2 separate regions of the Homo sapiens genome follow, and region 1 is linked to region 2. Evidence: chromatin loops called from intact Hi-C (ENCODE). Cell type or tissue: endothelial cell of umbilical vein. All regions are shown on one strand. Links, peaks and the distances in the headings refer to the core of each region. The heading gives the core; the rest is flanking DNA. Region 1 overlaps MTM1 (myotubularin 1). Region 2 holds the start of LOC124905223 (a long non-coding RNA gene).

Region 1 (11,725 bases), core at 3,696-11,695, 100 kb after region 2:
CCTTGTTCCCACTCTTATTGGTGAAAGAAGAAATGCTTTCTAAGTGTGATGTCAGCTGAAGGTTTTTCATAGGTGCCCTTGACAATTCCTGATTTCCTGAGGGTGTTTTTAAAAATCATGGATAGATGTTGAATTACGTTAATAGAAGCCACGTCTCAGATACAATCTTCAGGAAGATAGCACACCTCATGAATAGTCTTACTGACTATACATATCACCACATTTATACCCATTCTTAACCACCACTACCCAGCTTTTCCTCCTAGTGTCGATAACAGAATTTCCATCTGGATCTTGGGAATTCTTTGTGGAGCAGCATATACTGCTCCTTCAAAAGACATAGATCTTCTCTGCGAGATTCACATGTATCATTATTTTAGAACTGGAATTTCTTCATCCTCTCTTTCCTTGCCATTCTTTTAACACTGGTTTTGGTTCTTCTTCATCTTGCCTTTTTTATTTCTGCCTTTTTTTTTTTCAGGTTATTTCTGCCCCATCTGTGAAACCTTGTCTGCCAATAGTGCCAAGTTATAAAAATATGTACGTTCAGTCCTTTCACCTTCTTCTGTAACAAGGATACGTGGTTGTTTGTATTTGTGACTGGAAGAAGTAACTGCTCCAAGTATGAAGATAACTATTGTCCATACTCTCTAGGTCATGGCAAGTCTTTCTCCTTCTGATTCTCCCAGGATCCTAATTAAGCCATCTTTGGGGATTCCCTTTGCATACTCCTTCTCTACTATGGCAAACTGCCTGTTGGGCAAGCTGCTACTCCTACTGCTTATCTCTGCTAACCTTCAAGGTCAACCTGCTCTTGCAAGTTAGGACTAATTAAGATGTATCAAGCCCAACATTCTCAACAATCAAAAGACCCTAGGCAGCGTTCCAAAAGCCCCATGTAGAGGAAGGTCAGGAAGTTCCAAATCCAAATTATTCAATGTATTTTGGAACTCTTCTTTGGATTGACTTCAGAGACCAGGCACCTTTAAAAAAATATCCTCGCACCTTTAAAAAAAATATCCTCAAAGGCTCTAGGCCAAAATCATTTTGTATCACCTCTATTAATACATAGAATGGGCACCGGTGCTGTATGGAGCATTGGTTTTGGTTTAAAAATTAAGATATGGTTAAAGTTCATGAGATGGTACCTTATGTAGCTTTAAATTCCAAAGGCAGTTTCAAAAGAATAATTCAAAGAATACTTTGAACAGTGGCCACATTGCTGGAATTTGTGTACACCATCAAAGGGGACTACTTTGAAGAATAACTCAGCTATATATGATCTGACAGGCTTTTTAACAAATGCCTCATTACATGATAGTTGCACCTCATGGGGTGTTTTGTGCACTAGTAATAAAAACTTTCTCCTTTTAAAAGATAGTTTTAATAAAGACTAAGTGGATACAAATAAATAGTAGACAATCAAGGGTTGTGCTGTTTCAGTGACTCACAGACATGGATTTCAGGGGAAAAAGCCTATTTGTTGACTCATCTTTAAAGTGAAGTCTAGGGTTCTTCTTTGTGACCATCAGATTTTATCACGTGGATGAAATTCCGAAAAGATTTTTTTTATCCAGCTGTGCAAGCAGGAGGCATGATGTCCTCATTTTAATATGATCATCTATGAGAGAATGAGAATGACAGATATCTATCTGTTAGTGGATGAGAGGGCCGGTCAGATTGCCTAGATTTCAGTTCCACCTTTGACAGTTATTAGCAGACAAATTGTTTAACCTTCCTGTTCCTTGTGTTTGTCAGTTGTCATATGATGATAGTAATACCTAGTTGCCTTTTAAGGTTTTGGTGGGGATTAAATGACTTAATCTGTGATTAGAACAATGTCTGACAGGTAGTAGATGATCTGTAAATGAAAGCCGTGATCATTAGCATAAGCAGATACTCTGTTTTGCTTTAATTGTATCACCTCTGTTATTGTCTTTATTACTATTTAACCTTTTTTATACATATTAATTATCTTTATTGTTATCTAAACATTTGTTTGTCATCTTCCCAACTCAGTTTTTAGCTCCTTGAAGACATATCTCAAATTTTTTTGGTTGAGGGGAGGGGGAACTCTCCATTGTGGTCCAGAGTAGCTGCCCACTATATAGTTACTGATTGTGAACTCTTTGGAAACAAGATTTAAATAATGATATATGCTGAGTTAGGAGTATCTCAGAATGACTGGCTTGTTGTCATTTCATTATTTCTTCTAAAAAACCATATTATTATTTCAGTACTAGTTAATTTCATAGGTATTCATTGAATGCTTATGGATAGATTGACAAATGAAATTGTTCTGAATGTAACCATATGTTGACATGACCATTTTATAGATTGTTAATTTCTGTAGCCAACCTCCTGCCTATTATGGGTTGAATTGTGTCCCCTAAAAAGATATACTGAAGCCCTAGTCCCTATTTCCTCAGACTGGGGTCTTGTTTGTTACTGCAGTTGTAGTTAGTTAAGATGAGGTCATGCAGCACTGGAGTAGGGTGGACTCCTCATCCAGCATGACTGGGGTCCTTATGAAAGAGGAAAGCACCATGTGAAAACACAGACACACAGGGAGAAAGCCATGTGACAACAGGCAGAGAGATTGGAGTGGTGAAGCTGCAAGCCAAGGAATGCCAAGGATTGCAGCCACCACCAGAAGCTAGGGAGAGGCAAGGAAGCATTCTCCCCTAGAGGCTCCAGATGGCACATGGCCTAGCTGACACCTTGATTTTGGACTTTGGGCCTCCAGAACTGTGAGAGAATTTATTTCTGTTCTTTTAGGCCATCCAGTTTGTGGGACTTCTTTACAGCAGCCCCAGGACACCAATAGACTGCCCATCTGCTTGAATTAGAGTGTTGACAAGCTTGGGATTTCATTTCAAACGGTGGATTTGCCTATGTTTTCATCTATTATCCATCTTCTCCAGATACTTTGATTTAAATATATAAATATAAATACATATTTATATATTTAAATATAATTTATATAATTTATAATTTATATATTTAAATATATATTAAATTATATATATTTATATATAAATTATAAATTATGTAAATTATATATTATATAAATTATAAATATATATAAATTATATATATTATATAAATTATAAATATATATAAATTATATATAAATTATAAATATATAAAAATTATATAAATTATATATAAATTATAAATTTATATAATTTATATAAATTATATATAAATTATAAATATATATAAATTATATATATTATATATAATTATAAATATATATAAATTATATATATTATATATAATTATAAATATATATAAATTATATATATTATATATAATATAATATATATAAATTATATATATTATATTATATATAATTATAAATATATAAAAATTATATATATTATATATAATTATAAATATATATAAATTATATATATTATATATAAATTATAAATATATATAATTTATATATATTATATATAAATTATATATATTATACATAATTTATATATAATATATAATTTATATATAATATATATAATTTATATATAATATATAATTTATATATATTATATATAATTTATATATAATATATAATTTATATATATTATATATAATTTATATATAAATAATTTGTATATATTATTTATAAATATATAAATTATATATATTATATAAATTATATATTATATATAAATTAATATATATTAAATTAATATATATTTAATATATAAAATATATATAAAATATATATTAAATATATATATTAAATATACAAAATATATATAAATATATATCAAATATATAAAATATATATTAAATATATATTAAATATATATATATATTTGATATATATATATATAATATAAAATATATATTAAATTAAAATATATATATTAAATATATGTTAAATATATAAAAATATTTTAAAAATATATTAAATATATATATTAAATATATATTTCCCATACCTGATCTGGCAGCAAATATATTTTTATATATGGCAGCAAATATATATTTTCATATATATATATGAAAATCTGGCACAAAAATACGGTTCTTATATGCATGCTAGGAATGGGAGACGTTTCCAAAGATGCTTATAAAAGCACTGTTTATAATTGAAACCTGGAAACAGCTCAAATGATCACTGGGAGGAGAATGGAAAAACCAAGTGCAAAGCAGTGGACTGCTATGCAGCTGTGAAAATGAGTGGAACACAACTATATGCATCAACATTTATGACTCTCTCAACACTATGTGAGAAAAGCAAGTGGCAGAAGAATATATAATGATTCCATTTACATAAGACTTCAGAAACATGGAAAATCATATTATTTAGGGATGTATACATGTGGAAAATTTTAAAGATATGCAAGGGAATTATAAACCTAAAAATCAGCCCTAGGGAGGTAGGTTGGAGTACCTTTAATGACTGATGACTAACTTCTCCAAAGTCATGAAAGTTTATGAGGGTGATGCTACATTTGTTTCTTCACGGAATACTGAGTACCCAAACTGTGCTTTGTGCTGGTGCCAGAATGGAAAACATGGTCCTTGGCCTTAGGAAGTTCTAGAAATCTAAGAGACGGGACACAAAATATCAAGGCATAAGTACAGGGTAAGAAATGAAATACAATCGTCCCTTGGTATTTGCGGGAAACTGGTTCCAGGACTCCCGAGGATACCAAAATCCTTGGAGGCCCAAGTCCTTGATATAAAATGGCATAGTATTTGCATATAACCTTGCATATCCTCCTGTGTACTTTCAGTCCTCTATAGATTACTTATAATACCTAATACAATGGAAATGCTATGTAAATACAAATAAAAATTAGTATTTGAAGTATTTTTCTATTTGTATTATTTGTATTTGTATTATTTTTTGTCATACTGTTTTTTGTGTTTCTTCCCAAATATTTTTGATCCGCAGTTGGTTGAATCCCTAGATGTGGAACTCCTGGATGTGGAGGGCTGACTATATTAGAAATATGTATGGTGTACAGAGAAGTGGAGAGAGAGAGAGAGAGAGAGAGAAAGAGTGTGTGTGTGTGTATGTGTGTGTGGGGGGAGGTCAGGAAAAGCTTTCCATGTTTTGAAGTAGGTAAATGCCAACAAAGCATATGCCAACGAAGCCCCTGCTTCTGCCTTCAAATGAGAGTACCTAGAGGAATTGTTTCAAATGGCAGGTTATCTCCAACCTTTTCTCCTCTCTTCAGTTTTCTAGATACTGTGCACATCCACTCTAGAGTTCCTTTTTTCCTCCCTCCTCCACTACTGATTCTGCTCAGAAGAATCTTCATCAGTAATGCCCAATGCCTGGGCTTTTCTTTGGGGTCCTTTAGCCCAGACCTGAGAAGGTTCTTGGAAAGTAAGGAGATGTTTTGATCTGGCACCTTTGTTACTATCATAGTTATAACTATTTATACGTTTCTATTCTTCAACAATTACTGTTTTAACTTTTGCTAAATAAGTTACTGTTTACTTATAAATTTAAAATGTACTTTTTGTGAATAGTTCTCACAGGGGAAAATAGTTCAATAAAATGCAGTTTTTTTCATTGAGCAGATCAGCTGGGTTCATGAGTTTTGGAATTGGCAGATGCACGGGAACTTGATCTTGTTCCTATTTTAAAACTTTGTTTACTGGCAGGTATTTGACTGTTAAAAAATCCATTGGTGAGTTTAATGATCTGTTTAAATGTGTGCAGTATTGCTAGGTAGCCTTTGTACATTAAAAACAGATAACCTGATAGTAGTTGACTTTTCTAATAGTTTACTTACCATATCACTTTCAATTTATGAATAATTTCTAAAGTTACCCTGTTCCATGGCCACAGCTCATGCCACTAAAGCCAATCAGCTGTCTTGAAGATGTGCCATTTGTCGTGAGGGGACCAAGAAATAGGGTGAAGAGATCAGCCCAAATCCATCACTAGCCACTGGAAAAAATGATTCAAAATGCATTCTCCACTGAGTCTGAATTACATTATTTTTAGCCAAAGGTCTTTGCAACATTTAAAGAAATAGGGGTAGGTATATCATCATGTTTAAAATGAATTGTAAATATCAAAATTATACAGAGAGTGAGATTTTAAATGAAATACTATATAGCATCATATAATTTTCAAAGAGGAATCATCAAACCAAATACACTGTAGCCCTAAGATTTGAAGTGACCAAGACAAATCAAGAAGCTCTAATGCTTCTGTTACATGTGTCTATGTGGACAGTAAACCGCTTACTTGGGGGATCCTTTTTTGGAGTAAATATAGTTAGATTTGTAGCCTATTTTTAGATATCTGAGCCTGAATAGAAAGTAATGAGATGAGATCTGTATGTTAAGTATTTCACAGAAAGATTCCCTGGGCTAGGAGTCAAGTGTTTTCTTTTTTTAATGGAAGGAGGCATATTTGAAGGTAAACTACTGTAAGGCTGATTGGAGTCTTGGCAAGGTTAGATTGATCATCTTAGAAAACCTGTGTGCAGAATGGTTAGGCAATCAAGGATATGGTATATTTTGTGGACAACCAACCTAACATATTAGCACCAGTTTGGGGAATGACTTAAGAGTTCACTGGGCTGGGTGTGGTGGCTCATGCCTGTAATCCTAGCACCACAGGAGGAGGCCGATGTGGGCGGATCACTTGAGGTCAGGGGTTCAAGACCAGCCTGGCCAACGTGGCGAAATCCTGTCGCTACTAAAAATACAAAAATTATCTGGGCATGGTGGCGCACATCTGTAATCCCAGCTACTCAGGAGGCTGAGGCAGGAGAATCACTCAAACCCAGGAGGCAGAGGTTACGGTGAGCTGAGGTGGTACCACTGCACTCCAGCCTGAGCGACAGAGTGACACTCTGTCTCAAAAAAAAAAAAAAAAGCATAAAGCATCTCTGGTAGGAGGAAGGGAACTGGTATTTGAGCATCTTTGTTATGCCATCTGCTGTGCTATAATTTTACCTGTTCCTCATGACAGCACTGTGAGGGCTGGCGTCACACCCATTTTACAGACTGGAAACTGCAGTAATTAAGTGAGAGAATTGGGATCTGAGACACAAATTGGTCTGAATACAGAATCCCTTCCTTTTTTTCAACTGTATCACACTGTTTTGTAGGTGGGCGCATAGTGGCATTTTGACAAGCTCTCAATGGTGGGGTTAATAGCTTGTTTTTTAGTTTAAGAGAATATGATTATTATGTACTTCGGCTGAAGACGGTTCACATGGGAATTATTTTAACAGCTTAATGCAGGGCGTGACAGCCTGTTTTTGTAAATAAAATTTTATTGGAATATAGCCCATCATTTATTTACATATTGCTGCTTCAGTGCTACAACGCAGTACTGAGTAGTTGCAACAGAAATGTCTGGGTATCTGGCCCTTTACACGGAAAATTTGTCAGTCCCTTGTTCAAAGGAAAATGTATAAAAATGAACCAAACTTCTGCTTTTGCAGATCATAGTTTATTTTCATGTGAGTTGAGCACTTCTTCCCCCCAAATAAACAAATATATGTGTTAAATTGATGGTGTACCTGGTCTCAAAATGGCTGGAATATGAACATTTATCTTGGTTCACAGTGATTTGGTTGAGGACGTCTCAAGGTATGTTTCATTTTTTTGCATCCTAGGTGGCCTACAATCCAAGCTACTTTAATGCAAAAAATCAGAATAAATTTATAGTAAATCCTGTGTTTACTGGCACTCCAGGTACAGAACTCTGTGAATGGTTCTCATTGGGGGTGACGCTCCCCCTAGAGGCCAAATTGGAAATGGGGGCATGTTTTGGTTATGGTGTAATTCATTGAAAAATACATTATTTTATTATAAATCACTGTCCTTTTATTTCTCCTTTATATTGGAGTTAGTACAGTATATTGATTTTGTATCATGTTTAGATTGAGGATATCCATGGTTTTCATTTCAGCCTAGCAAAGGGGACTTTACAGAAATTTGTTTTATAAAAAGGGAGTTTCGGGTCTGATGGTATTGAGCACCACTGCCAAAGAGATTTGGCATCTTTTTGAAAACAGACTTCTAAGTAAGGACAACTACCTTAGAAAGACCTGGAATTCTGAACGGAGAGGCTGCTTGTTCTCTGACAAACTTTAGAAGTCAAGTTTTAAGTCTCAGTATGTTTCCATAAGCAGCATCTTTCCAGAGAAAGAGCATGATTGAACTTAACGTAAATGCCAACACAGAGTCATAAACCACATTAAAGGCTCATCAAAAGACAAAAGCTGCATACCTTTGTCACTGTTTTGTTTGTATACAGAAAAGTTCAGAAAAACCACTCAGGGCCATTGATCTCAACTCAGGTGACGATGGGAAATAGAGCTCTCCGTGGTGTTTACAGTTTGCTTGCAAAGGCCCTATGAGGCAGAGATCAAAATTATTTTCTAGTTCTGCTGCTTTTAGATTCTTAACATAAGCGTTAAAATGGCATGCATTTTTTAATGTTTTTAGTTAATGTGTGCTTCAGGTTTGTGTATTGTTGTTTTTCATATTCAACAGAAAAGGAAAAACAGTTCCTTAGTCTGGAAAAAGGGCGCGGTGAAAGAGGTTTTTGTATCTGCCTCCACAGATTCAACTGACCAATCCCAGCCCCCTGTACTGGGACGGCTGTACCTTAATTTGAAATGTTCATGGAAAAGTCTATAAGGGAAGATAGCATTACTCAAATTATTTTCAGTGCAAATCGTTTCAAAGGGGTACAAGTTAACCCTGCAGTTAACTACATAACAGTATATACACTTAAATTTGCTGCCCAGAACCACCCTGCCTGGACCATCCTGATCAGCCAAGGCCTTGTCGTACCATTTCAAACATGAGTTTGTATGAACTTGTGGCTTAAGTGAAATATTACACTGCCAACAACTGTTATGTTCCTTGGCCAATCCTTAATTGCCCAGTTCATTCACTCATTTAACAAATACCTGTTAAGTATCTTTTGGGTGCCAGGCACTGTTACAGGTGCTGTAAATAAATAAAACATAAAATTCTTGGGGCTTAGAGGCCCCAAAGGTTGGTTGGCTAGGTGAGTTGAGTTCTCTTAACTATGTTTCTTAGTCTCAAGCTGTTCTACTGAGATTGGGACCAGTCACGTGCAACCTGGTTTCCTTCCAGAGACCACTTAGAAGCACTTTTCTGTAGGTAGAAGGGACTCTGCAATGCAGGGAGACCTAGGCTAGAGTTGTCCCTGCCAGTAAGTCACTCCAGGACCTTGTCACACACCCTCTAGGCCCCCCGCATCTCCTCTGTAATAGGAGAGGGTTGGGCTTAAATCATCTCAAAGGTTATTTTGGGGGATCAAAAGTGATAGAAGTCTACCTCTGGTTAGAATGCTGTAGTTAACATATATATACGGAATCAACTTTTAATTTTTGCTTTAAAGCCAAGGTAGCCAAAAATCAACATTTTTTTGTTTGTTTTTTAAATAAAAAGGATAAAAAAACTTGATTGTTAGGGCTTTGGGATGAAATACTCTGTAACCAAAAGGGTAGCTGATTTTTGTAGACTTCACTATAGCTTCTAATTATCATCCAACTGCCTTTACACTAACATAGTCATTTTATACACGAAGATATGGATGAGCTTTCTTTGCTTGGTAAGTTAGAGACAGCCCAGGGCTTGTACACACCTGTCTAGTACATTTTCCAAAGTACTACACTGCTTTCCATTTTCCTATTAGAGTCATTATTGTCTTTTTTTTTTTTTTTTTAAGCAAAAAGCACTTTATAACTGAGTGGCTGCTAGCCATGCGCTATCCCTGTATTAGTTAACTTTTCTCCTAGTATTTCCAAGGTCAGGACTAATTTGTAGAATTGGCTAAGACATTGGCATTCACTAGCTATCCTTTTGTGCTCATAAAAATTAAAAATTTTAAAAATACTAGTAATTTGTTAACAGATACACTGTGTGGTTCCAAGCCCTGCATGAATGTATTAATTCATTTGTTTCACCTAATAATGTTGATGTAAAATGGGGGTAATAGCAACCAAAGCCCAGAGAAGTTAAATAACCTACTCAAGGTCAAATGGTGAGTTGCAGAGTTGGAATTTGAATGTAGTCAGCTGCAACATTTGTGCACACCAGCATGATGCTGTTCCAGCTTCTATAATCTTCAGGGATCAATCAAAACCATTCAACAAAGAGAGGCTCACTGATGAGATTTTAAAGTAAGCCTCATTGTGGAACTGGCACATGTTATCTGGACCTTTGGATTTCTCGGATGTATACTTGATCCAACTATTAACAGTAGTAGTAGTGTCTGGTGTTCCTCTAAAAATTAGAGCTTTAGACATAAAGACTGCATATTGTTCGGTTTCATTTATATGAAATTCCCAAAGTGGGCAAATTTATAGGGATAGCAAATTCGTGGTTGCTGGAGGATTGGGAGTGGTGGGTGACTGCTAATGGGTATGGGGTGGGGTTTCTCTTTGGGATGATAAAAGTGTTCTAAAATTGATTGTGGTGATGGGTGGCACAACTTTGGATATACTAAAAACCTTTAAATTGTACACTTGAAAAGGGTGAACTGTATGGTATGTGAGTTGTAGTAAAACAGTTAAATGAAGGGAAAATGAGGGATTTCGTCCTTTATATTCATTTTAAATTGAAATTTTTTCATGAAAATCAGAAATAGCAGGAAGACTCATCATTCTTTTATGGCCCATGAATAAACAGGGTGGTGACGTTGACTGAGTTGACTGTACAACCAGGATTTTAGATTTTTTCTACTGACTTGATAGTAAGAATTTAACTTTTTGTTTTAAAATGTTGACTTACATTAGTGAAGCATTTTAAATATTAAAGTATCTATACTAAAAGGTAGTTTTATATCTGTTACTGAAGAAAATCTGCCCCTAATATATAGTCTTGTTTTGTCAATAGAAAAATTTCAGAGCAGATACATCTGACTTGCTCCATAGTTCATCTCATCCATTCTGCTATCTCTGAGAATAATGGGTTATTTTGCTTGGACATGAACTTAAGGTTAGAAAGGTTTTTCAAAGCATATTTTACGATTTTGTCTGAATTTAATTCATTTTAGTGTTATTCATTAATCTTTTTAAAAAGTTACTTTTAATTTTGCATTGTGCTACCTGTAGGTAGTTTCAGCTCTTCTAAGTTGAGTATCTCTTTCTATAAAGACGTATTTTGCTCTAATTGTTAATTTTCAAGCATCAGTGGTAGTTGCCTAGTTCCAGTGTTCTGGGATTTGGTGAACTAGTATACATGTTTGCCCCATCATGACATTTCACAGTATTGTATATTTGCCGCATAATCATTCACCAGATAGTTGTGAGTTCCAGTGTGCGCCAGGATACAGCCACGAACCAGACAGACACAAGCCTTGGCCTTGTAGTGTTGAACTCTCACGGGGGAATCCTGACAGTCCTAACCTTGTAAGATGGCCCCTATCTGGCCATCTCCCCACCTCTTCATCCTGGTGGCTGTCTTTTTCTGTGACTTCGTCACCTTTCTTGACTATTTCTTAAGGACAGTAGCCAGTACTGTGAAGCTGTTAAATCCCACTAGATTTTGTGCCAAGGTGTGTTAACCCATTTATGCCTAGTGTTCCACTATTGGAACGCTAAGCTTGTGGGAGTTATTTACATCCTGCTGCTCAAGGTCATCACCAAGGTCTGATTTTTCACAAAAATAATTTGCAACCTCCGGCATAAATGGGTTAATGTTCTCCATTGCTGGATTTTGTTAGTGTGTCTGGTTGCTCTTAATACAG
Region 2 (12,478 bases), core at 2,695-10,694:
TTTCTAAGGGCCATTAGTGATCCTCCACCTCAAAGCTATTTTTCTTTTTCAAAAAGCGGAAATTTAAAATGAGCTGCTTGTTAAATGCTAACCTTTTAAATGTCAACATTTTTTTTCTATTAAAAGTTAAAGAATAAGTGAGACGACACTTTCAAATGAAGGTGACTTTACATTGTTCCCCTGGAGGAATGAGCCATCAGTTAGTGTGGTCAACCCCAAAACTTACGGGGATGCACAAGGCCGCCTACTTAAGATGCATCAGTAGTAGAGATCAATAGATACAATTTTTTTCATTGCTTAGTAACTGGCTTATGAAAGCTGAAGAGGCAATCATTTTCAGAAACCTCCTGTCAAGTTTTTTGTTTTGTTTTTTGTTTGTTTTGTCTTAACATATCTGAAGAGAAACAAGGAAACTTGCTGAAGTTAGGACACCCAAAATGAGCCCTTTTAAAAATGAAGTGCACAAATTATTTTATGCTAAGTTAATTAAGACAACCTACTTATTTGTCACTGTAAAGCAAGGCAAGGAATCTCATTGCGCTTTTCAAAGAACGTAAGAGGACAGAAATAAATCATTGTGTCGTGCTGCTTTAAGCTGTATCTCCTTATGAATACCTACAAACCCAAAACACAGAACACCATATGGAGCGAGCAGTCCAGTTTTGCGCACACAACAAACATGAAAGAGAAGTGCTGTCGCTCTACTACTACTATGTCCCCAGGTGAAAAGTTCGCAAAATGTAAACAAGATCTAGAGCAGATGAAACTCACGGTAGACTTGCTCCATTCAGCTGTGGCCCTAACACCTACAGCCAGCACTGTCACTGAGTGCAGGAGTGGATGGTGCAGAGCGCCAAGGGGAATCAAAGACGTGACCCTTCCATCCAGGTGAGCAAAGGATGAGTACTCAGAGGGCTGGACTGCACCCTCCCCTCCCCATCCTGTGCTTCTGACTCTCAGATCCACTTCTGACTCTCACTTCCAGCTTCTGACTCTCAGATCCACTCATGGTCCCATATCGTGGATTTATGGAATCCTTTCCCGAGTCTATTTGTACTTTTAGCCTGTTCTGTCCCTTAGGGATTGACAAATCCCACGATCTGGGCCTGCCCTGTAAAACAACTATGTGGGGCCTGACCTGGCTGCTTTTTAGCTTGAAGGGGATAGCAGAGGGTAGAATGCTGGTTACATTTAAAGCACCCTGCTCCCAGATCCAAAAGAAAGTTTCTGCTTTTTCCTAAGGAGTTGAAACAGTCTGGGATTTTATCTGATTTTGTTATTTTGCCTACAATGACAAACACTGCTTTTGTTTGTTTTATCATGTTGTGTTTTTTGCTAGATGAGTGTTTATCATGCCGGCTGCACCCATCCAAAGCAGTAAGGTTGTTGAAAGCCAAAAGCAGCAGAAAGGCCCAAAGAGATCACCCCACCTCACCCACAGGCTCACCTCTGCAGGTGTCTTCAGACAGCTGACTCTTAACTCTCATCTCAGCAACAGTTTCTAAGATAGAGAGTGGAATAAAGAGTCAGCATTCATCCATTTCTTCGATGTTTTCTCCTTTACCCCATGTGAACCAAGTTTCTTGGTAACGTGCAGCTAGGACTCACACAGACGAAAAGCACAGAGCCACAGGCCTTGGCTGGGTTATTGGAGCTAGGTGCACAGGAAAAATAAAAGTGGGTGCTCCAGGACATTATATATATAGTCCTGGGCTAAAGGTGGCCTTCAGGGCCTGAAAGATGGATAGCTGTACCTCACTAGGAATTATCCCACCTCTTGCTTTGCTTGTGGGAGCTTTCAGTTTGCAGCTAAAGGCTCAGGTTCCGGCCAGCTTTTTCCCCTGTAGCATGCTACCAAATCCGGCCATCTTCCAGTTTTGAGCAGAGGAGGTGAGCGTAGCTGTGGAGACACATATTCTTCTGCAGGCCCATGTCGGGGTGGCCCATGAAGAGAATTTGCCAAAGCCAGCTGGCTCAGCAGACCAACAGATGAAGGTGGACTACTCATTTGCAATTGTGATTAATGATCATTTATTTCCATGTGACAAAGCTTTGAACGATGTGGGAGGCCCTCACCCATCCCTGAGTGGGAATAACTGGGAATGATTCCATGACCCTTTCCCTTTATCTGGCAATCCTTTCAAAGATGAGCTCTGGAAAATGTGAACAGACAATGCACTCCACTATAGCTTTCTAGTTTCACATCTTCAAACACCAAAATGTTGACACCCATTGGGATGGTTATTATAAACACATACACACAGAGAGAGAAAATAACAAGTGATGGTGAGGATGTGGAGAAATTGGAACCCTTGTGCATTGTTGGTGGGAATGTGAAATAGTGCAGCCACTGTGGAAAAAAGTACGGCAGTTCCTCAAAAAATTACACAGAGAAATACCGTATGATCCAGTGATTCCACTTCTGGGTATATGCCTAAAAGAATCGAAAGCAAGGCTGGACACAGTGGCTCACACCTGTAATCGCAGCACTTTGAGAAGCCGAGGTGGGAGGATCGCTTGAGGCCAGGAGTTCAATGCCAGCCTGGGCAACATAGTGAGATCCCACCTTTACAAAAAATTACAAAAATTAACCAGGCATGGTGGCGTTGCCTGCAGTTTCAGCTACTCCGGAGGCTGAGGTGGGAGGATTGCTTGAGACCAGGAGGTTGAAGCTGCAGTGAGCTGTGATCACTGCCCTGCACTCCAGCCTGGGTGACATAGAGAGACCCCATCTCAAAAAATAAAAAAAAAGAAAGAAAGAAAGAGAGAAAGAAAGAAAGAAAAAGAAAGAGAGAAAGAAAGAAAGAAAGAGAGACAGAGACAGAGACAGAGAAAGTAAGAAAGAAAGAAAAAAGAAAGAAAGAAAGAAAAAAGAAAGAAAGAAAGAAAGAAAGAAAGAAAGAAAGAAAGAAAGAAAGAAAGAAAGAAAGAAAGAAAGAATTGAAAGCAGGGGCTCAACCAGTTATCTGTTCATAGCAGTTTTGTTCACAATAGTCAAAAGAGAGAGACAACCCAAATGTCCATCAGCTGGTAAATAAATTAAAAAAATGCAGCATGCCCATACAATAGAATATTATTCAGCCTTAAAAAGGAAGGAAATTCTGACATGTGCTATAACATGGATGATCACTGAAGGCATTAAGCTAAGTGAAACAAGCCAGCCACCAAAGGACAAATATTGTATCATTCCACTCATGTGAGGTCCCTAGAGTAGTCCAATTCATGGAGAAAGGCAGATAGAACTGTGAGTGACAGGGGCTAGGGGAGGGAGGAAATTAGGAGTGCATGTTTAATGGGGACAGAGTTTCAGTACAGGAAAATGAAAAAGTTCTGGAGATGGATGGTGGTGATAGTTGCACAACACTGTGAGTGCACTTAATGCCACTGAATTGCACACTTAAAAATTGTTAAAATGGTACATTTTATACATATTTTTACCACAATGAAAAAGTAAAGGCTGCAATTTTAAAACACTTGCTAGTCCTCTCCTAATCAAAAGCAGTCTTTTCTTTTGCAATAATATTAGTGTACAATCTAAAAGAAGCAGCAAGCTGAACTGCTCATTTTCCATCCCTGGTAAGAGCAGTATTTACTGCACATCCACTCATCATGTTGTATGGGCCATCTGGGTTTTTTGTATGTCTTACTGAGGTGCATGTTTGTTAAATGCACAGGCATAACCAGAAATAACTTTCCTGGAAAATTGAGCATAATGGCTGTCCCTCTCTTGACATTTTGGAGAAATGATAATACGTAGGTGGGGGAAACAAAGAAGTGACTGTAAACAAGAACGGACATTATCTCTGCTTCTGAATGAGATGAGAAACCCACTTGCTTCATTAGCTCTCTGGTATATCTGCAAGTCTGGAAACACCGGGATGACTCACAGTTTGCTGAGTAATACAGGAGCCGACAGAATGCTGCTAGTGACTCGCCATCTCTGACTGGCTTTCTGTGCAAACTGTCACTCTAGAGCAAGTGCTAGGCCTTGGAATAGAGTTCTGAAAAAGGTTACGGTTCTCAACTACAGGGAGAACCAGCTCCTAAGGCCTTGACACTGGTACACAAAGTAGGACACCTCTGACCAATGCCAAAATGACTTTTAGAAAGTTCACACCTGGTCATTGTGTCCCTGCTCATGCTCCAGCTCACAAGATCTCTGGTTTCTGCCTTTCAGGGTGTGGTGATGTCCACTTCTTCATCAGAGTTCTTTGTGACTTGTCTGCTTCTCCACTTGGTAGTAAACTCCTCAGGCATAGGAAGACGTCTTCGCTAGCTCTGTAATGTAAGCTGAATGATCCTTGGAATGAATGAGTAGAATATAGAGGGGAATGAACCAATGAATGAGCTGTATCTGCTAGCCATTGCGGAATGCTAAGTTTTGGAAACTGTTTTGAGCATTTTAGAGGAAGTATTGATAGACACTCTCAGTCTTCAAGGCTTGGAGGCCGATGAACCCATATTCTTGCACTGGGCAGAAAGGAGAACTTTGCATCTGCATGTAGGGCCCATTTACCCACTGACCATGATGCATTTCTCTGGTCCAGTTAAGCTCCTTATCCTTCTATAGCACTTGTGCAATGTCTGAAAACATGTGATTTCTTCAACTTCCAACAAGTACACAATTTTATACCGCCAGTGGTAATTTGTCCTGGTGGTTCTGTTGTTTCTGCTGTTGTTGTTGTTGTCGTCATTTAATGCAATTTACAAGGACAAAACAAAACTTCTGGCTGCCATTTCACATACCACAGTGACAGCTTCACATGGTAAGAAAAGCCAAAAACAGCTAGTTTCGAAATTCAGGCCACTCATTTTATTACTTTTCCCTGATTAAGATTCATTCATACCACTTTGGGGTGGTGCTGATATTCCTAACATAAGCCAATCGATTTTGGTCAGTTCTGAGAGCAGTGAGTGGTCTTCACTTACACACAGTGTGTTTGTAACTCTGCTATTTCTTTATGACTAGCACAGTATAAAGTGAACGTTTTTGGAAGGCTGTTAAGCATATGTTCTCCTGGTAGGCTTAAATGTGACTTATAAAAATACTTGATAGTATATGAACAAGCTCCCACTACTGGTTTAAACCAAAAAAAAGAGGTTTATTTTACTAGTTCATAAGCACAGATTCTACATTCTTTGTGAGAATTATCTTTTTAGGTTTTTGTTTTTATTTGTTCTTATCATTTTGATAGCCATTTTAATCATTTCTTTTATTCTTTTGTTTGCTTTGTTGACTTTTAATTTGGAAATGTCTGCTTTGGCAGAATAATTACATCACAAGGAGGCCCTTTCCCCACCCACCTACCCAGAAAGGTCTCCTGACTCCCTTATGCTCTATGAATTGCCCTAGTTCAAGATTGATACAGATCAAAGCAGCAGAATGGGGTTGAAAGAGCAGCCTCTGGCAATGGCCTTGACCATGTCAATTCCCTGTGCATTCATATAGATCTGGAATCATGTAGATCTATTCTGCCCAGCTTGTTCCACAGCAGCTGGTGGGCAGAACCACTCTTCCAAGCCGTGTAGTTATTCTGCACTGCAAGAGGCAAGATTACAACCGAGGACTCATTCATTAATAAAATTGTTTAAGTTGGCTTTCTGAATGACAACGTGGTCTCAGGAACTTAAAAGACTTCACCAAGTCCCTGCTGCAAACAAAAAGTCTGCATTGTGATTTGTCAGAGCTAGATTGACATCCAGTTTAGAGTTTAGAATCCTTCTCCATGCCCCACTTTTGAGACAAATTACAAATCTTGAGGTTCATCAACATTCTAGTACAATATGACCCCCCAAGGTTTAAGAGCCCTTTAGAGATTTGAAGACAACTGTGATGTTCCCACTAACTCTCCCTCCTTCCCCCAGTTCTTTGCCCCTATCTTGGCTGCTGGCCTCTGAACTCATCACAGAGCACTGGAGTGAGGGCCTCTGGGTAAGTAAGGCTCTGCTAAACTGATCAAATGCTCCACGTACATTTGTCCCAGTAGAGAGGAAAGCTCCTCTTTTCCAAACAATCTACTTTATTCCTGCTCCCCTACATCCCACTTGCAAGGGTAGCAGCCACATCCCCCATCTGTCCTGCCCGAGCTCATTGTCCAAGCCAACTCCAGCTCAGAAATTTCCCCCAGAGAAGAGGTTCCTGAAGGCTAAGCATTGCTCTGTAACCCTGAACTTGATTTATGTCTATTTCTCACTCTCTCATTATATAAAGTTTTTCAAATAATATTAGACTAGGAATTGAGAAAGAGAATGAGCTCTCACAATTGTTTCTAGAGCCATCACAATCCTACCCAGCAACACCTTTTACGGGCTTTTAATTTTTTTGTTTACAGTTATTACCTTTGAAACCAAATCTTGACTTTCTGGTATGCTCTTGGACTTTTTAAGGGATTTAAAAATTCAGGAGTTTGATGCCAATAATTGCTTTTATGAGCTAGCATTGCTTCTTTTCTATAGATGAATCCCATTTTAAATCATCAATTATTTTCTTCACAGAAACCCACAAAGTACATATTCTAGTTTGCATCAGAATTGAATATGACCCAGAAATTCTTAATGTTATTAAGCTAGACTATTGTATCTAAAATGTGTATCACATTCAACTAATGCATATTGAAGATCTTGAGTACCACACTTGAGATCTGAATGAAGAGCCCAGGATTGTGATATTTGATCCATACTGAATGTATTTGCTAGAGTGCATTGTACAGATGGTTCAGGTGTGTTAGATTTGTCTCTGTAAATGAATTGGTCAGTAGATAAAAGAACATGACTCAAGGCTGAGCAGGGTTCAGCAGGCCCCAAGCTTCATCATTAAAAATCGGGTGTTTTTTAATATGAGGCTGGCTGTGTAAAGCAGACCTCATGAACTCAGGGGTCTGAGAGGCCAGGCCAGATTATCAGTTGGGATGTTTTCAGTCCCAATTAGCAGACAGCGCAGTTCACACTGGCTTAAACAATAAAGGGGACTTACTGATTCCTGAAAGTTAAAGTCCAGCGGTTGGGTGGACTTCAGGGTTGGTTTGAATCAACAGTTCCTCAGTGTCATCAAAGATGCTGTTTCTTTCTGGCTGTCTACTCTGCCTTCAGTGGCATGAGCCTCATCCTAAGGCTGGCTCCCCCTTGTGGGCACAAGATAGTGCCAGCAACTCCAGAGGCTACAAATTTCCTCCTGCCCCATTCAGAGAGCAGGAGAATGGCTTCTAGAATCTCTGTCAGAAGAGCCAGGAAGCTTCTTTCCCAGAAGCCCCCCCAGATTTCATGCTTTTTAGTCTGAATGGATCCAACGCCTACTAGCCTACTGTGCTGCTTCATGTCAGCTGTGTCCCCCGCTAGAACCTTGTGTGGAGCCAGGTTCCTCCTAAGCACAGAGGTGGTATGGGCCAAACGAAGCTGCCTAAATGAAAATGGGGAAAGGTGTCAAGAGAAGGAAGACTTAGTGCTGGCAACCAACAGTATTTGTTGCAATCAATCTCTTGGCCATCCTCATTCATACACACCTTCCTTCCCACGCATACACCTCCCAAAATGCCCACACTTAGGGAAAACCTATTTACCCCTTTCCCAAAGGGATCCAACTCCAATCCGGAAACCCTAGGTGATGTGTCATCCTCTGAATTTGGTCAGTATATAGCTCTTCATGTTTCAGGGACCACTGGTCACCATGCTCACCTTGGCATAGAAAGTAAGAGTGCAATAAAAAGAAAAAAAAATTTCAATTGGGAAAGAGGAAGTTGGAAAGCAGCACACGGTGGTCACTGATCCATCATCCATATCACATCCTGCTGGACAGCAGTAGCAAGGCTTGACCAGGGGTCAGACTCAGTTTCCTATTCTGTATAATGAGAGGATTGGATTAAATTAGTGGTTCTCACATTGGAATGTGGCCTGGAGAGCTTGTTAAAATGCAGATTACTGGGTTCCATCCCCAGAGTTTCTGACTCCACAGATACAGGTGGGGCCCTGGAATTTGCATTTGTAATAGATTTCCAGGGGCTGCTGCTGCTGCTGCTGCTGCTAGTACAAGGACACCCCTGCCCTTCCACTTTGAGAACCTCTGATTTAGATTATCCTTATGGGCCCTTCTGATTCTGACATTTAGGACTCAGGGATTTTTCTTAGCTATCTCTTCTGCTCTATACTGACTTATGATGGATTGTTTTATAAATGGGACACACCCAACTCTACTGTGTGAACAACTTAAAAACATATCATGGAATTCCTGCTTTGGTTTGTAATCTAATTTTCAACAATTGAGGCTGAAAATGAAGGACACCTTACAGCTTCAGGAAAGTAAATTTTCTGGAATTGAAGAAATTAGAAACAGAAAGATAAAGGCTTTCCCATCCTCCCCAACCCCATCTACTACAGCACAGCGGTCTGTGGGATGATTCCACGTGACTGCAGAAAGCAGCTCTTTTCCCAAGGACATCCAACATTTTGCAAGCATTCTCCCTATGTGACCCGGGTATTCATTGGGTCTTAGAATAGGAGTAGCACTGGGTGAAGCTGTGACATAGATCAAGTTGGTTTAGGAATTTTGCCAACTTTCTTCCCCAGGGCCCCTCACCTGGCCAACATCTATTCATCCTCAGGTCACAGCTTAAACCTCATGTCCTCCAAGGAGCCTCCTCTAACCAACGCCCCACCCCAGCCTAAGTCAGGTTCTCCTGTTCTTTGTTCTCTAGTGTCCTACAATGTTCCTTTATAGCACTTACCAGCCTTTGTTAAAAATCCTCACTGACGTGCTCCACCATCTGCCTTGTCCATCAATGTTTTCACAACACAGGTCCTGGATCACTGTAAATGCTCAGTAAATGTGTGTTGCACAAGTGCTATCAAAGGCAGACTGGGAGCAGATTCCAGTCACAGTATTTTATTACAGTGGTGAACTATCAAGCAATCTATATAACACATCCCACAGTGTATGATTATGCATGCTCCAAAGGAATGAAACATAAGTCTTCAGAAGACACAAACACACAGCTGGAGAGTCCCAGTGTCCCTGGCATCTACAGCCAACTTTTTCATGGCCCTCCCCCTTCTCTCTGGGAAGCTGGTGCCTTCCAGTGCCCAAGGTATCTCTCTACCAGGCACCCTGGGCATTGGCCCAGCTCCCTCTTCCCCCATGCCCATTTGGGTTGTTGATTGACACTTAGGTGAAGACAATAGAAGACCCTCCAGCTTACAGAGTGCCCAACTCAGCAGGGCCTGGAGAGCTAATCTGGGTCAACACCACATTTTTCCCCTGAGAAAGTGGGAGTCCAGCAAGGCTGTAAAATGATGAGCTCCAAATAACAGCCTGAGTCTCCTGACTTCTGGCTGCATCTTGAATGCATCTGCAGGCAGCTTCAAATGTGAGAATAAGATATGAACTTATGACACTCTATAGTTTATCACCATTGCTATAATTCTCTGCCACTAAATATAATTTTACCATTAAATCAAACCAAACCAAACACTTAAAATAATTTCTTTAGAGAAGCCAGATTATTTATTACAAATAACGTCTACAAACTGACTAAAAGTATATCCCACATATATTGAATTTGAAGACTGTGCCTAAGTTTAAGGTAATTGATGGATTCCATTCTCATTAGATATTCACACATCAAAAAAGTTGTCTGCTTTCCCAGGCACAGTGGTAGGTTATGCTTATGCTCATCGTTTTTCTTCCCAGAGCTGGCTCTTCCTTTGAAACAGACCCATATAAGCCACCCATTTGCTGGGTCGCAAGCCCTTCATGAGGGAGAGAGAAGTATGGTGGGACACCAGCACCTTCTCTACAGAAACGAGCAGCATGTTTGCTAAGGGCTGCTGGACTTTGGCAGGTAGAGACCATCAGAGGACTCAACTGAATCCCCTTTTATCAGGAACCCTAGGAGAGTAGAGTTGTCAGGAGTTTCCCCATGACTTACATTGTCTTTTTTAAAACAACCAATTCATGACTGAGGTGAAGAAGGAAAATAACAGAAAAATATATCTAGCCCAAGAAATCTACAGAATAACAATAAAACTCAGGCAGAAATGAACCCACTGATCTGTGAGCCAAGTGCTTAAGGGAGGGGTTGGGGCACTTCTCATGTGGCTCACTGTCTTAGTCAGTTCAGGCTGCTATGACAAAATACCATAGGCTGGGTGGCTTAGAGACAATGGAAATGCATTATGCATAGTTCTGGAGGCTGGGAACTTCAAGATCAAGACACTGGCAGATTCAGTGTCTGGTGAGAGCTCTCTTCCTGATTAGTAGATGGTGCCTTCTTGCTGCATTCTCATGTGATGGAAGAGTCAAGGTAGCTTCCTTGGGCTTCTTCTTATAAGGGCACTAATCTCATTCAGGAGAGCTCCACCCCATCATCTAATCACCTCCTCAAGGTCTTGCCTCCTAATGACATCATATTGTGGGTTAGGTTTCAACATATGAATTTGGGGGGACACAAATACTAGGTAGGTGCAAAAGTAATTGCGGTTTTTACCATTAAAAGTAATGGCAAAAACCGCAATTACTTTTGCACCAGCCTAATATTATACCACAGCTCTCTCTGTGGTTGTTCACTGGGGCAGTGGGGGTGTGGCAGAGGGGTGAGGGAAAAAGGGTTCCCTCGATGTTTGTGGTAGAAAGAAGAGCTAGGTAACCAAGTACTCCTTTTTGTCTGCTTAGGTCTGCCAAAAGTCAGGCACCCGTATCGGGTTAGACATTCAAGGAATGTACTGGGGGAAATGCCTGTGAAAGATAAACAGGGAAGAGCAAGAGAAGGTGGGGAGAGACTCAGACCACAATGCAGGTGGTCTGTGACAATTGGGGCGAGAAAGAGGATTGGGTAAGAAGAGTCTCAGACAGTAGCACAGTTCAGGAAAAGTTCAACCAGGCCAATAGAGAGTCCTTGAGCCAAAGTCACCTACTGGAGGAGTCCTGCTCCTCACAGAAATGGGCCTGCATTACTATGCTCACCATGTTCAGTCATTGGCCGGGAGTACAGCCCAGGCCAAGTGCAGCAAAAATGATGGATCTAAGGGGGAGGCTGCTGGAGGCAATTATGTTTCCCATGGCAGGAGATGTCAGCAGCCACTGGTATGGTCACCACATCCTTCCATTGGTAGTTGTGGGTGGGAAGGCAGAGTCCCTGGCAGGCAGTAGACAGCTACAGGAACAGAAACTGGTGGTAGAATTAGACTGACTACTTTGGATAACAAAGCCAAGGCTGGCTTGACTGGCTGATAGCTAGACTATTTCTTTGTTACTTTGTCACTCAGTGTTTAGATTGTTGTTTTTCCCCCTTTCCATTGTTTGTCAAATTCCCCATCTGAACCCAGGTCTGGAAAAATAAAACCCTATGCATTTGGAAGAACTTTAAAATGAATTAGCTTTTAGGCTTTAGTTGCCATCATAAGCATCTAGAGATATTCAGGCCTCGGAGTTGGGGCAGACTGGAGAAACTAAGGTTATTTGAGAAATAAGCACACTGAATATTTGGCTTCCTAATTATTCTACAAGGAGTCTAAGTTTTGCCTGCCTTGTGCCTATGAATCACTATTTCTTAATTTTCTTAGTTTCACAGAATCAGAGGACATGAATACTGAAAGATATTGGAGGTTGTCTAGTTCGACTACATCATTGTAGGGAAACTGTGGCCATAAAAGGGGAAGGTACACCAATATTCCTTATGAATCAAGACATAAAAATCTTCAACAAAATACTAGCAAACTCAACCCAGCAACATTTGTATAAAGGATTATACACCATGACCAAGTGAGATTTATCCCTGGAATACAAGGCTGGTTCAGTCTATGAAAAGCAATCAATGTAACACACTATATTAACAGAGTAAAGGACAAAAAATGCATGATCATCTCAATAGATGTAAAAAGGAAAGGGACTTTCTCAAGTTCACACGGCTAATGGCAAAGCTGAGATTAAAACTCAGGTCATCTGACTTGTAGGCCAGAGTTCTTTATACTGGTGAGGGTAGGGGTGGAGGGCTGAACCGGACCTTGCAAGACTGTCCACTGCACTGAATCCTGTACTGAGGGATTTCTGTTTGTTTTTTCATCCTGTCCTCACAACACCCCCAAGCAGTGGGCTCCGTTGTTATTCCCCCTCCTTTTGCATGAGGAAACTGAGGCTTAGAGAGGTAACACTGGTTGTCTGAGGTCATACAGCTGCCAAGTATATGAGGAGCTAAGCCTAGATTTCAGGTCTCCTGCCTTGTCTCTGATATTTTCCAGTGCCCGCCACTGCTCTCCTCACTCAACAGTGCCACAGGATTAACCTGGTTCCATTGGTTCTCAGATCACCTACTGCCAAGCACAGTGGATGGGCTTTTTGTTGTAAGTGGATGGGAGTGCCCTCCAAATTCTCTGGAAGAATAGCCTCCTCTCCTGTGCCAGTGTGTGACAATTCTCAGAGCCCCAGCTGTTGACCTCACTGTAATCTGGGCTAAGTGGCCATTTATATACACTAATGACTAGAAGGTCTTTT

What was found. A loop is a pair of places that touch in the nucleus more often than their neighbours do. Peaks named below come from ENCODE experiments on the same cell type or tissue, not always from the same donor. Only the 100,000 strongest peaks of a DNase experiment are listed, where the experiment ranks them.
Region 1: a loop joins it to region 2, with 6 times the contacts of the local background. A loop is called at or near these places in 6 of 110 quality-filtered maps.

Annotation. Positions count from the first base shown.
Region 1 is chrX:150,580,068-150,591,792 of GRCh38, forward strand. All of the region lies in intron 1 of MTM1 (myotubularin 1), which reads left to right. Among named protein-coding and RNA genes, the nearest start is that of MTM1, 17 kb to the left of the region's middle. In endothelial cell of umbilical vein, for the core only: a CTCF peak has its summit at 7,736 (motif pointing left); no DNase peak of the experiment used is centred there.
Region 2 is chrX:150,479,095-150,491,572 of GRCh38, forward strand. The region is part of intron 5 of MAMLD1 (mastermind like domain containing 1); the gene reads left to right. It overlaps LOC124905223 (a long non-coding RNA gene), which reads left to right and starts at 3,404. Exons shown (of 2, transcript XR_007068346.1): 1 at 3,404-4,285; 2 at 5,866-12,478. In endothelial cell of umbilical vein, for the core only: a CTCF peak has its summit at 7,122 (motif pointing left); DNase peaks (open chromatin) are centred at 3,897 and 7,107.